2 separate regions of the Homo sapiens genome follow, and region 1 is linked to region 2. The links are chromatin contacts, found by Hi-C or POLR2A ChIA-PET in ENCODE. All regions are on one chromosome and are shown on one strand. The core of a region is the stretch at or near the end of the contact, and the rest is flanking DNA. Distances in the headings are between cores, read along the strand shown.

Region 1 (5,041 bases), core at 421-2,920, 330 kb before region 2:
ACACTGTATTCTGCATAGCTTCCCAGCAAGAAATTGGAACCAACGGCTAAAATTTCAGGGAGGCCAATTTTAGCTCAATATAAGGACCAACTATTTTGAGTGATGTGAAAATAAAATAGATGGTTGCCCAGAACACTGAGTTCTTTGTCACTGAAGTATTCAATCAGTGGCTATCCTTGGTGTTGGAGTGTGAGACAGACTGATAGCCTTTTGAGTCAGGTCCAGCTGTGTACCGGACTGACTGAAGGAAGGCTGAGGGTTTCAGTGCCCTCTCAGATGAGAACAAAAGTGAGGAAAGAGAACAAGTGAAGCTGTGTCTCTCCTGTGGTTTGAATTATAGGCAGAAACCCGAGGTGTGGGGAGCTGCTTGAACTGATTGCTCTGGCCTTGTCATTCCCTCCAGTGGAAGGGGACATCTTCCACAGGTTTGCAGACCCTCAGAGCTCAAGTCTTCAATAATTTGGCAGGGGTCTGGACATTTCTGACTGTCTTCCACTGTCCTAAGCTGGGCTAGATGTGTACCCTGGTACCTGGAACCCACAAAATCTGCCTTTGCTTTTGCTCTTGTAGGCAACTTTTCTCAACTGTATTCTGTATAATATTATGTGACATGCTTATGGATTTTCTCCCAAAATTATTTTTGCAATATATGTCAGAAAAACATTATGTGGGTACTTATGTTAAATATTTTTAAGAATGGTTATACCACACAGAAAATGCCATCCTCCTAGAAGACCTGATGGAATTTCTAGAGACAACCTGAGCACTGGTGGAGCATTTACCACCTCAGGTTATGTTGACAGTCAGCTTATGGTCAATGATTACTGATATAACTTATGTATCTTGCCTTCAAATATGAATGCCTATTTTCTATTTAGTCAATATTCATTGTATGGTGTACTTTGTTTTATTCCACAGATGTTTGTTTCCTATGGATCGGTGGCTTAAAGAAGGAAAATTTTACTTAAAAAGGAGAGCCATATGGTTCTCAACCTATCTGAATCAAATAAGCAAATAGACATAATACTTCAAAGGAAAGGTGAACAGTCATGGCCTTTGATTTCTAAAAAGAAAAAAAGAAAGAAAGAAAAAAATGGAGGAGAGCTGCTGTTGGCAAAACAATGGTTTTGGAACAGCCTAATCAGAATTATCACAAAACTATCGCAAACTTGTTTCACAGAGGCAAACATTGCCTCTTATCCTGGTTTTCCTTATTTGTGAAGTTGCCACACCCTCGTTGGCCACCTGGAGGTAGCCAGCAAATCTCCAACAGGTGGAATGGGTCCTCCTGGGCTGGGGAGGCCTGCAGGCAGAGCAGAGTACACCCCGGCAACACTCGAGGAGCAGCCAGAGTGGTCTTTCCACCAGCAAACCTTCCCAGAGGGTCTCCTATGCAAGTCGGTAGCTGGGCTGTTTCCTTTTGACTCCAAGTGGGCTGAGCCCCTCATAGTGGAGGGAACCCAAACCTAGGAACCTGGCATCCGCCCAGATAAGCTTTGTAGGGTAAAAAAGTGGGACTCCCGTGGTGGGTGCCACTGTCACTCAACAGCCCCGCATTTTCTAGAGTGTGAAGCAGCAAGTCCACCTCCAGACTAGACAGAGCATTGGTGCTGTGCCAGAAGGAAGGGAGACAAGCCCTTCTGAAAAGTGTTTTGGGAGTGTAGAAGGCTAGTGGGGTGATGTGGGCCTGTGGAGGGAGCTCGAGAGACAGCTGAAAGAAGTGAGAAATTGTCAGCTTCCTTTTCTTGTCTTGGCAGGATCTTATTGTCTGAAGCACACAAGACTCCCATCCTCTGGGAGGACTGCGGTTGCTGAAGGAGAAACTCAACCCTGGTCCTGGCACTGACCAGCATGCAGCCCAGATTGCCTGGTTAGCAGGGCTTCAGCTGCTTTCATTCTCTTAACAACTTGGGGGTAAGGTGGATGGGGAAGGTGCCATCATCATCCTAGTTATGCTGCTGAGTCTTAGGGCTGTTGGAAACTTGCTCAAAGTCACATAGCTCGTAAAAGGCAGCGTCAGAGTCTGAAGTTGGATCTTCTCACTTCAAAGTCCAGACTCTTTCCAATATTCATGCTGCCTTGCTCACACACCCTAAAGAAGCCTGCTGGGCACCCTCCATTCATCAAGGAGGTCACTTTTTACGAATTGCTTTGTAAACCCTGGCATCTTTTTGTGATCTGTGTGACTGTTGATATATCTGTATGCCAGATGAGCTCATGGAAGCTCAGAGAGGTTCAAGGACAGGGACAGAGTCACAGAGCAAAGTCAGGGCTCAATTCAAATGTGTTCACCTGTTCTCAAGAATCCTGAAGAACACTGTTGTCAGAGGGTAAAGGGTTTCACCAGCCTCTGCCTCCGTTTTGACTTATGTGACCCATCTCTATGTTTTGTGGGTCTAATTTCTGGAAGGTTGAAAGGAAAGCAAAGTCAGTTTGATACATAGGAGGCTGAAAAGGGACCCACAGTGGTAACAATGATCCCAACAGCTCACAAACCTAGGGAGGTTTCTCCTGGATGGTCTAAAGACCATGGCTGTCTGTGGAGGGAAGAGATGGGAATGACTGTCCAGCCCAAGATAGGGCCAAAAAAGAAAATCTTAAAATATTTTCATTTTCTTAAAGGTTAACACAAGCCCATCAGACCGACCAGTTTTATAAAGAAAGTGGTCAAGCAGATAGTTTCACAATTTTTTTTTTTTAGCAGGACAAAAGAGACTTAATAAAGCAACAGTGATTCACTAAAAGAACCCCAAAAGGAGGTGAGTCATAACATTATATCCATAGCTGTGGGGTAACATACAAAGTAATCCCTTGAGCACTGGGTTTAGCATCGGAAGATAAGGACTGTGTGATCTTGTGTGAGTCACTTAACCTCTCTGAGCCTCAGGGTCCTCCTCCATAGACACTGTCCCCTCTTCAGAGAGTGATGGTGATGAGCACATGGACACACTCTGTGCTCCAGAGGAAAAGGTGAGTGCCATTGCAAACCATCCTAAACACTTTGTTCATGCCATCATTATAGCACTTCGTGCATTGCAGTGTAATTGTCTGTTTATTTCACTGAGTGTCTCCTCCCAATGAGGGACCCTACCATCTGCCACATTGTGGTGTTCAATGAATGTTTTTGGAATGAATGAATAAACGAATGAATAATCAAATGAATTAACAAATCTGAAAAGCATGATGCAGACTTCAGCATTTTTTTTTAACACAGATATACATGTGGGTCACAATGCAAGGAACTTTTTCCAAGCTTCTGGTCATACCCAGAAACATAAAAGCATGGAATATTCAAGACGCAATCAGAGGTGGCACAGAGTATGGAACACGCTTTCCTGCTGCTTTGGCACAAGCTTCACCCTAGTGAGGCTCAGTTGCCCTTCAAACATTGCCCCAGTGCTCCGTTCGCCGGCTATCTCAGACATACTGATGCACACTGGAGTGCCAGCAGTTGCCATTCCCGAGCTGGCTGAGGCCTGCGGTCCTGCCTCTCTATCCTGTCTCACAGATGGGAAAACCAGGGCCCTGGCAGGTGCAATGGCTTGGCCCAGCGATGGCTCAGGGTGCCCGACAACACACGCAGAACTCTCTCCATCCCAGCCCTGCTTCTCAGAGGGTACAAGGCAGTGAGCTAGGGGTACGAGAAGCCCTCAAGAGCCCGAAAATCAGGAATTATACAGATGATGCAGTAGAATGCAGGATTCACATTAATTCAGTAAACATTTACTGAGCGTCCATCATGTGACAGGCACTGGATTTTTAAGTTAAAATATGGGGGTTCACAACAATTTGCTGTTTGGGCCAGGCCACTCCAGAATAGGCCCCCATACCCAGGTTTTGTAACCATTCTGCTCTAGGGGAGGGATCTGAGCGGGGCTGCCCACCAGCCTGCTGACCACCTTGCCCATGTTCTCTCTATTCTGAGGGCTTCCTGCTCTGGTCTCCAGACCTCATTCTTGAAGAGTCACTCCTATCCTTCTCAGGTCTCTGCTGTTCTGCCTCCCGCCTCTGTGGCTGCAGCATCCAGGACCTTCTGCTTACTCAGGCCAAGGAGACAGTGCAGAGAGAGAAGGGAGATCTCTGTGACCCTGCACCAGGGCCAGCCTCTGCACTTCCCTTCTGCCTGGCAGCTGCCCAAGACTTTGACCCAAAGGCTCCCCCTCCACCCCATTGTTCTGTAGCCCTTGGAAGCCCATGGCACAGAGCTGAGCGGCAGGGGGCACCCCTGTGCGTCATTGTGCTCCAAGCAAAGACAATTTCCTAGGGAAGGCTGGAAGACAGACAGAGCCAAGCAAGCCCTTCTGTCCAGACAGAGCAGAAAATAGAAACTGCCAGGAGAGGAACCAGACACAGAGGCAGGGTGGAGCAAGAGGAATTGTCTGGAGACTCCTCTTCTTGGCTAATTGCTTTGAGTCTACACGTGGTTCAAGGCTGGACATATGGCCAAGCTGGGAGGGGCCTCAGTGACCATCCGGTCCACGCCTTCATGTCACAGATTGGGAGGCCATGGACCAGATAGGGGAGGGGATCTGCCCAAAGCTGCACAGCAAGTTACACAGGGCAGGACTAGAACCCACTGGGCCCAGGCTCTGGTGTGTATTTGGGCTGGCTGTCCTGGTGTCTGAGAGCACAGTCTTCCCCTCCCTATATTCTCCTCACTGCTCACCCTGCTCTCTGCCACTGCTGGAAAAGCAGCATTTCAGAAGGCATTTTAGAAATCTAGACCCAGTTGGTCCTGATCCACTCATGTGTCAGAACCCAGAGTTCAACCACTGTTGGGAGGTTTCAGCACGCAATTCTGTGAATCCTAACCCTGGGCCCAGGGCGTTCGGCCTGAGGTGTGACCTGTCTCTGACTGTTCCAGGAGATTTCTCCTGGTCAGGGGGACCTGAGATATAACCAGAGCACACTGAGGCATGAGGTGCCGTGGCAGCATCGTGCAGCGCCGTGTGGGCAAAGCATTGAGGAAGGCTCTCAGGCCAGCAGAGCTTTCTGAAAGGGACTTTGCCTTGGACTCTGATTTAAAGCCTCTCCTCCTGGA
Region 2 (5,199 bases), core at 458-2,957:
TCATTTAAATAAATACATAACATAAATTCACTGATGCTGCCAGTTGAGGAGCCAAGACTCAAAGTGAATCATCCTGGCCCTTAATGTGGGTTTTTACCCATAGATGTATCTACACCTTGCAAGCTCGTATGCCCCAACCCACTATGTGGGTTCTATCTTTTTTTCTGCTGTAATTAGAGCAAGTAGCTTCTGGCTTAAGTGTGAGAAATCCACCTCAGGAAGCGCTACCTAAAAATGAAATCCAACAAATGCTTGGGCAAGTTAATTAATCTTTTTGTGTCTCAATTTCTTCCTTTCTAGAATGGGACAGATGAAGATAATAAGTACAGGTAATAATGAAATTGATCATGATAATGATAGGCATCTTGTATCAATACATGTCACTTTTTTCCTTGCCCGCTCCTCAACATTTGTCTCCTAGTCTCCCTCCATGCCTATCATTTAATCTCGTGATTGTAGTGCGTCATCCCATGTAATTCTGCCTACAGGAAGAGAGTATACTGGTGGTACCAGCAACTGCATTCTTTCCGGTTCACATGGCAGTAATGCTTCTGACAACAAACAAACCAGCTTACTGGTTTAGAATTCAGTCTCCTATGGGTTTGATCAGAGTACTTCGGTTGACTTGGATTGCAACATTCTGGGACATTGACAAGCTAGGGACAGATCATATAACCTGGGGACTTCATGAAGTAAGGTCACCTGTGAGGTTTCTGAGGCCATAGTCAGCCTCTTCTCCCCTGACAACACACACTAGCTTCAACACATGCTCATTTTAAATGTCAGCCTCACTTACTGGCTGTGTGGGCTTGAGCAAGTCATTTAATCTTGCTGAGCCTGTTAACTCCTCTGTAAAGTCTACTTGCCTTACGGAGTCATGGTGAAGGTCAGTGGGGATGTGAGAATACTCTATAGACTGTAACATACTATATAAATGTAAAATATTATTCTAAAATTATTTTACATTAAAATCTAGCAAGTCTTATCATCAGTATGGTTCCCACTTCATTCTGTCAATGTGAGAACAAAAGAAAATTGAAAGGATTCAAAATTCAGAAAACCACATTTGTAACAGTACTTGAGAAACACTGTCTTGAAGCTTAAAAATACATTTATAAAGTTTATATTAGATACATTAATTATGTTATTACATGTTGATGTTTTTTATGCCCATGCGACTGTTAACAATCCAGACAGTGGAATGTTTACACCAATGAAACAGTTTTATGTTAATTAGCGTATGTGTAGCTTCTGGTGTGATCTGAACACAGCTTTCACCTTGAGCTTTATTGGTCTTCTATTTATTTACCTTGCCCCAATCATTAACAATTATTTTCTGAGGCATAAATGGCAACTATAGGAGCCCCAAGTGACCCATCTTTACTTTGCCGTAAACTAGATTATATAGAGGAATAGCTAAAAGCACTGAATACCAATGCCTTGGGTTTAGAATTTTATCACTCTCTCTGGCCACCGAACCTACCAGTTATAAATTACCTTTTATTGCCTTCTAGAAAAACAAATTAAGTACTGGGCAATTTAAATTCTACATGCAAAACAGCTATCTGAGAAGTAAAACTCAGCTGGACAAATGCGCATTTTTTAAATCATGGGCAAATGAAGAATATGTTTGTTTGAAAGTAGCTGAAATGCCTGACTCTCAGTCGGTCCTGTTCCTGCCACCAGCAGGTTCAGTTGTGTAATGATCTCATGATGCACACACGGAAGTGTCAGCCATTTCTCTCACACCTCCCCCATTTTCCCTCAAGAACAGAGGGCAGGGAGTAAACAGCTGATGTGGCCTACAGACTTAGCCCATGTGCTTATTTGGATAGCTTTCTGCATTTCTGTTCATGCTTATCTTGATTGGATGTGATGTCACTTCATATCCACTTTCAGTCTTTAATTAGCTTTGCTTCTTCCTTTTGTGAGCTGTCTTTGCTTACTTTCAAACATTGAGTTTATCCTCTCACCTTCTTTTATGTTTTGCCTTATGTTTGTGTATCTTTTGCTCCTGCCGTGTTGCTGCTTCTTAATTTTCCTAATCTGCTTTTTAGAGTTTTTAAATACCTTTTTTTCTCTGAGTTCCCATCTTATTTTCACTCCATTCCAGGTGGATGAGGTTTACATCACTCTAAGAGGGTCAAGAACTGTGTTTCCCACCGTATACAGAACACAAATCATGATTTGAGCCTAACTGACACTGGAGACGATTATCAGTGATACCCAGACAACAACATTAAATGGCATTGAATCACATAGTGAGAGAGTTATTCCCTTTCCACTTCTATCACACTCCTGCTCATTATTCCAAGGAGAAAGTTTCCATTTGGTCCTTGTATGGTCTATCACTTGCTAATCTCCCTTTTTAAAAGAGAGAAAAGGCCTCAGGCTGAGAGCCTTTGGCTTGTAATGGTATCTAGCTAGGGTTTTACAACACTGTTTTGGTTTTTATTATGTAAGTACTTGTTTTTATTGTTACCTCCTATTTATGGCAAATGATATTGGTTTTCTTTTACAGTCATGATATGAAGTTTCTTCCTTAAAAAAGTATATGTAAGTTTAAAATACTCACCAATTTAAGGAAAAACATTAAATACAAGGATGTGGCCAAAATCTTGAAGGTGGTAGTACTAGAACGTCAGAAGTTTGGGAAGTACCAGCCTGGAATCACTCCATCAACTTTGTTTTCGGTTTGTTTGTTTTTGAGACAATGTTTCATTCTCTCACCCAGGCTGGAGTGCAATGTTAAACTCACTGCAACCTCCGCCTCCTGGGTTCAAGCCATTCTCATGCCTCAGCCTCCCAAGTAGCTGGGATTACAGGTGTGCACCACCACGCCTGAGTAATGTTTGCATTTTTAGTAGAGATGGGGTTTTGCCATGTTGGCTGGGCTTATCTTGAACTCCTGACTTCAAGCAATCCACCCACCTCAGCCTCCCAAAGTGCTGGAACTACAGGTGTGAGACACCATGCCCCACCCCCTCCAACAGCTTTTGTTATCTTCCTATTGCTTTATAGCATTATATGTTATTTTAAAGCATACTTGCTAATAACATCTAGGCCTAGAGACAACTCATTCCACTTCCAAATTTTTCCAGTTGAAATTATACACAGATTATTTCATGGTCTTTTTTTATTCCCTTCAGTCATCATAAGGTTTTCACAGTCTCCTCAAAGAGACACTGATAATCAGTGATTGTCCATCAGGTTAATATTCTGGGGCAGGTATCGTGTACACTGATCTGGTTTAATTCATCTATTTAGAGTGCTAAAATGTACACCACTTTTTTCACCCATTTTTCCCCCCACTGCCATGAAGAGAAGGCATACAGGCCGTGAGACTTCAAAACTTTGTCATTTATCAATTAGGAATTAGTTCAGGTGATCTCATTTACCCAAGCAATACAATCTTTGCAAACTTTTCCCCTAGAGGGAAAAGGATCATGCAGCTCTGTTTTATGTTGTTTCCCTGAAGACCACTTAGTCTCATTGACAGAAAGGGAACATTTGTTTTTAGGGAATTATATTCCCCTTAATCTCTTTTTTCACCTAGCAGTGGAATGCTCTAATACTTCTAAGTTTACTCTTGGGGACCCAGTAGATGCCTTTGGGTCCTTCACAAGCCTATCTCCTGTAGGCTTTGGGCTGTAGGGGTGGGTGAAGAGAATGTCCAGATCTCTGTGATACCAACATGCTGCCCATAGTGTGGAGGAAGTACTTGTAATAAACTGGAGTAGGTTCTTATTCATGCAGCTCCTCCTTGTGTGTCCGGAATTTATTCCTTCCGGTGGGGTTTTGGTCTCGCTGACTTCAAGAATGAAGCTGCGGACCCTTGTGGTGAGTGTTACAGCTCTTAAAGATGGTGTGTCCGGAGTTTGTTCCTTCAGATGTTCAGATGTGTCCAGAGTTTCTTCCTTCTGGTGGGTTTGTGGTCTTGCTGACTTCAGGAATGAAGCCGCAAACCCTTGCGGTGAGTGTTACAGCTCATAAAGGTAGTGTAGACCCAAAGAGTGAGCAGCAGCAATATTTATTGTGAAGAGTGAAAGAACAAAGCTTCCACAGCGTGGAAGGGGACCTGAGCAGGTTGCTGCTGCTGGCCGGGGTGGCCAGCTTTTATTCCCTTATTTGGCCCTGCCCACATCCTGCTGATTGGTCCATTTTACAGAGCACTGATTGGTCCATTTACAATCCTTTAGCTAGACACAGAGCACTGATTGGTGCATTTACAATCCTCTAGCTAGACAGAAAAATTCTCCAAGTCCCCACTTGACCCAGGAAGTCCAGCTGGCTTCACCTCTCACTTGGTCCTATCTTTCCATTTCAAGCACACAGCCACTGACATCCACATCCACTTCTTCCCTTCCTTCTGGAAATTCAAGCCTTTGGAACCCTACCCACAGCTCCAAAGTGCATAAGGATGCTGCTTGTGATGGCTCATGCCTGTAATCCTAGCACCTTGGGAGGTTGAGGCAGGAGGATTGCTTAAGGCCGGGAGTTTGAGACCAGCCTGAGCAACAAAATAAGTTAAAAAAAAATTAGTGGCCAGGCACAGTGGCTCATGTCTGTAATTCCAGCACTTTGGGAGGCCGAGGTGGGTGAGGCAGGTGGATCACGAGGTCAGGAGATGGAGACCATTCTGGCTAACACGGTGAAACACCAACTCTACTAAAAAAATACAAAAAAAATTACTGGGGCGTGGTGGTGGGCACCTGTACTCCCAGCTACTCGGGAGGCTGAGACAAGAGAATGGCGTGAACCCGGGAGGCGGAGCTTGCCGTGAGCCGAGATCATGCCACTGCACTCCAGCCTGGGTGACAGAATGAGACTCTGTCTCAAAAAAAAAAACAAAACAAACAAAACAAAACAAAACAAAAAATTAGCTGGGCATGGTGGCACACACCTGTAGTCCCAGCTAATTGGGAGGCTGAGGCAGGAGGATTGCTTAAGCCCAGGAGATTGAGGCTGCAGTGAGCTGTGATTGTGCTGCTGCATTCCAGGCTGGGCAACAGAGCAAGACCCTGTCCTCCCACAAAAAATGCAGGTTGGGGTAACCTTTATGCTAAAACCACAAACCCTAATCCATCAGATTCTTGCAAAGGGAGGTAGGTCAGGTATGGGTCATGGGGAGACTGAGAAGAAATCATTGCTTGGGATCCACTCTCCTGCACTGCTTGAACACCAAATCTCTCCATGTTC

The links. Hi-C counts contacts between places; a loop is a spot of excess contacts on that map. ChIA-PET counts read pairs that join two places held with the same protein, here RNA polymerase II (POLR2A). Pooled maps may share reads with other maps.
Region 1: a pooled map shows a loop between it and region 2 (5-fold over the local background). The contact joins two enhancer-like sites. A Hi-C loop is called at or near these places in 2 of 50 pooled maps. POLR2A ChIA-PET finds 5 or more read pairs at or near these places in 3 of 52 experiments (AG04450, PC-9 and activated B cell).

Annotation. Positions count from the first base shown.
Region 1 is chr1:117,671,385-117,676,425 of GRCh38, reverse strand. No RefSeq gene overlaps it. Among named protein-coding and RNA genes, the nearest start is that of TENT5C, 68 kb to the right of the region's middle. Within about 2 kb of position 1,670, at least 5 of the 41 ENCODE cell types and tissues checked have a DNase peak (open chromatin) inside an H3K27ac peak, as active enhancers do.
Region 2 is chr1:117,336,684-117,341,882 of GRCh38, reverse strand. No RefSeq gene overlaps it. Among named protein-coding and RNA genes, the nearest start is that of MAN1A2, 28 kb to the left of the region's middle. Within about 2 kb of position 1,707, at least 2 of the 41 ENCODE cell types and tissues checked have a DNase peak (open chromatin) inside an H3K27ac peak, as active enhancers do.